Regions from separate parts of the Homo sapiens genome. Here region 2 is linked to region 1. A link is a loop called in an ENCODE intact Hi-C map of the cell type or tissue named here. Cell type or tissue: pancreas. All regions are shown on one strand.

Region 1 (2,500 bases):
TAATTAAACAAACAATTGCTTCTTAAAATACATTATAGATTCTATACGAAAAATTGCAGGTAATTATACAGGAAAAAGTTTTTTTTTAATCCAAAATGTTATATGTAACCAAGAAATAGTCATTGTGATTATACAATCTATTAATGTATTATAGTTGGATATATATACAGATGAATAAGTAGAATATTAGGACAGAAAAGCATTTAGTAAAATAGGATTATACTATACATATTGTGCTTTAATTGTAAAAAAACTATTAAATTTTACATTAGCAGGATCTAGTAGAAAATAAGGCAGAAAATTAAACTAAATGAATTAATATTTAGAATTAATGTTTCTTTAACATAAGACACTATTTCCTAAGTTTTCCCTTTTAAGATTAAGAGAAATACTATTTTTATAAAGATTTTGAAGTCACTAGACTTTTATTCTTTTAAAAATATGTTTTACTTGTAGTAAAGATTGTTTCTCTGGTATGAAAATGTGAAGACTTCGATATTTTCATGTCTCTTTCCTCAATGTCCAAATTTATTAATTTTATCATTATTTTTATTGTCTTTATGTGGATATTCATATAAAATTAGTCATTTTCAGATTAATAGTATCAATTGTATTTAAATCAATTTAAGATCATCACTATTAATTTTCTATGCCTGATTTTATTTTGATTCAATTTTTAAGTTAAAAGGTGTCATGGATTCTTCTTATTTTATAAGCATATGAAATAAAATTATATAAAGTATAGCCTACAATTCACTTAGTAGAGTGCCCTCATTGAAAATCATCCAGAAATATATTTTTACAAAGGACTTTATTCCAGCAAAGCAATATTATAATGCTAACTCAAAAATAATGTATTAACAGAAACTGAACCAGTTGAGTTAAAAAAAAAAACATCTTGTACGGACTTGTGCTTAGAAAACAAAAAGCCACAGAGATAATCGCTCTCACCTGACAACAAGAAAAATTCAGATAATGTATAAAAGTATAACTTTATCTGAGGACATCAGAGTGCTGAGGTCACAAGGCAACCACTTAAATTGAACTCCAAGCGGGACATGCACCGCTAAGGAGAGATGGGACTCATAGACGGTTTCATTTTTGGCAGAGCATAAGAGGAAAAGATGGCAGCCATAAAAGTAAAATAAAAACACTAAATTTTGAACAAAGTCTTAAGCTCAGTTGGGCTTTCATGTGTCACTGAGAGTCCTAGCTGCAAGGGGAGTCTCCAGGTCTTTTCCACAGGCCTCAAGTGGGAGCTCATTAGAAGGCCTGGGGCAGGGCAGAGCCAGAGAAAGCCCCTTAGCCATGGCGACGTCTAGGCATGAAACCTCAGCATTTCCCAGTGCCTTTTCTCACTTGAAGCAAAACCTTTAAGATACTTAGGGAGGGCCAACAAACCCTCCTGCTCCCAGGAATCAGGCAAAGTTTGAGTGCTTTTAGAGAAGCAGTATAAGCAAAAGTTCTCTGCCCTTGGGGGAGGGGTAGGATAAACCTCTCTCTTTCTCCTGGTCTTACAGAACGTAACGTGATGCAAAAAGAAAGCTAAAAGCAAAATTTCTTTGTAGCAGAGAAAAGAGAAGGAAACCACCATACCTCCCACCACAAGCCTTGCACCAAGCAACACACAACAACAGTCTACTGCTTGAAGAGGGGCAGAAAACTCCCCCATTACTGATCCTAGTCAAAAACATTCTGCTGTTGAAGGAAGGGGAGAAGAAAAAAGATGTTCAAACAGAGAGGAGCAGGAAACCCTCTGGGGTCAAGGATCCCACAGTGACACAAGGCAGAGATCTGCTATGCCAGCAGAGGAGAAATTCTTTCCTGCCCAAGACTCCCCATAGATACAAGAAGAGCTTGGTTGCTGAGGAGGACGATGAGGAATGCTGAGGAAACCACACTCCTGAGGCCAAGGTACATAGGGCCTTGCCCAAGACTGAGAATAGGCCAAGATAAACTAGAATTTCTATTTCTCCCAACACTGTCGTTATTTTCACGTAACAAGCCACAAGAGAGGAGGGGCAACAGTTTAGAGAGAGAACCTCTTCACACTGCAGGTGTGCAGGGCGTGCTGAAATCAGAACAGAACACTAAGAAAAACCTCCCGCTCCCCAGACCCTGCACGAAGTGTAAGGTAGTGGCAGTACATCACTGGGAGCATTTGAAGTCTGTGGTGTACTAAAGGTGACCACAGGAACAATGAAACATAAACTAGCTCAACACTTCAACTTTACAGATTTACAGAAGAGGTATCGCCATGCTGGCCTGACATACAGTGTTTGCCATTCAATAGAATTATAAGCGACAAACACACAAAAAGTGAGAAAAGGACCCATTGCCAAAAAAAAATACTAGCTGATAAAACTCAAGATATGTGTGTTCAAGATGTTGAAATTATTGGTGAGAAACTTAAAATAATTTTTTAATATGTCAAAGAAACAGTGGAAATTTTAAAAACATGCATTGATATATGATGAAATTTTTCAGAGATGAAAACTAT
Region 2 (2,500 bases), 230 kb after region 1:
ACTCAATATTAAAAAAAACACAAGTAACCCAATTAAAAAATGTATCAAAGACTTGAATGGTCATTTCTTCATAAAAAACATACAAAGGGTCAATGGGCATATGAAATGATGCTCAATATCACTAATCATCAGGGAAATGCAAATTATAACCACCAAATATCATCTCTCACTTATAAGGATGGCTATTATCAAACAAATGAAAGACAAGTGTTGAGAAGTACGTGGGGTAATTAGACCCCTTGAACACTTTGGTGGGAATGAAAAATTGTGCTGCTTCTGTGGAAAACAGGATGGTGATTTCTCAAAAAATTAAAAATAGAACTACCATATGATCCACCAATCCCCTTTCTGGGTAATTATGCAAAAGAATTGAAATAAGAATCTCAAAGAAATATTAGTATACTACTGTCCATTGCTATACTAGTCACAGTAGCCAATGTGTACATACACATACAATAGAATATTATCCAGCCTTAAAAATGAAATCCTGCAATATGTAACAATGTGGATGAAACTTGAGGACATTATGCTAAATGAAATAAACAAGTCACAGGATAAATACTATATGATTCCACTTACGTGAAATATCTAAAGTGGTCAAGCTTATAAAATCAGAGAATAGAATGGTGGTTGCCAGGAATGGAGAGAGGAAAAAATGGGACGTCGTTAATCAAAGGGCATAAAGCCTCAATTATGCAAGATGAATAAATTATAGAGATCTACTATACAACATTGTACCTATTGTTAATAATACTGTACTGTAGACTTGAAAATTTGTTAAGAGGATAGATCTTATGTTGTATTTACCTCAATAAAATAAAATTTTAAAAAATTAGCAAAGCATCTGCAAAGATACGTAAAAAAGATAACATGAACAACTGAGGTTTATAACTGGGAAATAAAAACTATCTGATTTCAATCGAGGCAGAATAAAACATTTAATAAAAGCATATGTCATATGTACTCCTTATAAAAATTCTCATCAGACTAGGAATAGGAGGGAACTTTCTCAACCTAGTAAAGGTCATTTATGAAAATCCTACAGCTAAAATTAAGTATAAAGGTAAAAAAAGTGAATATTCATGCTCTAAGATCAATAGCAAAACAAGGGTGTTTACTCACCACTTGTATTCAACTTTGTGTTGAATATTCTGGCCACTGTGACAAGGTGATAAAAAGAATTAAAGGCACACAGTTTTCAAAAGAAAGAGGTAAAAACTGTCTTTATTCATCTATGCAGATAACCCAATGAAATCTACAGAAATGCTGCTAGGATAAGTGAATTTAGGCAGGTTAAACAATAAAAGATACACTTAGAATCAACTGTGTAAATGAATATATATATATATATATATATATACACACACACACATATACATATATACTTACAATTTTAAAATAAAACATTTGAAATTAGAAAATAAAATGTATAATAGCTTTAAAAACAATAGACTACTTTGGGGAAATCTCATAAAAACATAAAAGGCCTGAATATTAAAAACTACAAAACATTACTGAGTATAACTTAAGTATATTGAGACAATGGACTAGGTAAAGAAAATGTGGTACATATACACCATGGAATACTATGCAGACATAAAAAAGAAAAAAATCATGTCCTTTGCAGGAACATGGATAGAACTAGAGGCCATTATCCTAAGCAAATCAATGGAAGAACAGAAAACCAAAAACCACATATTCTCCCTTATAAGTGGGAGCTAACCATGGAGTACACAGGCACACAAAAAAAGGAAACAATAGACACTGGGGCCTACTTGGGGGGGAGAGGGAGAAGGATGAGGATAGAAAAACTGCCTGTCAGGTACTATGCTGATTACCAGGATGACAAAATTATCTGTACACCAAACCACTGCAACATGCAATGTACTCATATAAGAAGCCTACATATATACCCTGAACCTAAAACGAAAGCCAGAAGGAAAAAATTAAGCATATTGAGGTACAAGAAACATACTTTACTCAAGGATCAGAAGACTCTCAGAAGTAAAAAGGAATCGGCTGGATGTGGTGGCTCACGCCTGTAATTCCAGCACTTTGGGAGGTCAAGGCAGGTGGAGCAGTTGAGGTCAGGAGTTCAAGACAAGACTGGTCAACATGGTGAAACCCCGTCTCTACTAAAAATACAAAAATTAGCTGGGCGTGGTGGTGGGCATCTGTAATCTCGGCTACTGGGGAGGCTGAGGCATGAGAATAACTTGAACCCAGGTGGTGAAGGTTGCAGTGAGCTGAGATCACACCACTGCACTCTAATCTGGGTGACAGAGCAATACTCAGTCTCAAAAAAAAAAAAAAAGGAAAGAAATAAGAAATAAAAGGGAATTAACTATTGATACATGTATCAACATAGATGAGTATAAAAACTATTATGATGCTGAATGAAAAATCTAGAACACAGATGTACATATTATATGATTCTATCTATATAAAACATAGAAAGGCAAATCTATAGTAACAGAATATTCATCTGTGAGGGGAGGAG

What was found. Hi-C counts contacts between places; a loop is a spot of excess contacts. Peaks named below come from ENCODE experiments on the same cell type or tissue, not always from the same donor. Only the 100,000 strongest peaks of a DNase experiment are listed, where the experiment ranks them.
Region 2: it touches region 1 in a loop (3-fold over the local background); 101 of 110 quality-filtered maps call a loop at or near these places.

Annotation. Positions count from the first base shown.
Region 1 is chr12:10,553,948-10,556,447 of GRCh38, reverse strand. All of the region lies in intron 1 of LINC02446 (long intergenic non-protein coding RNA 2446), which reads right to left. Among named protein-coding and RNA genes, the nearest start is that of LINC02446, 1.8 kb to the right of the region's middle. In pancreas, no CTCF peak of the experiment used is centred here; no DNase peak of the experiment used is centred here.
Region 2 is chr12:10,323,679-10,326,178 of GRCh38, reverse strand. KLRD1 (killer cell lectin like receptor D1) reads right to left here. Exons shown (of 6, transcript NM_002262.5): 6 at 1-2,500. Among named protein-coding and RNA genes, the nearest start is that of LINC02617, 13 kb to the left of the region's middle. In pancreas, no CTCF peak of the experiment used is centred here; no DNase peak of the experiment used is centred here.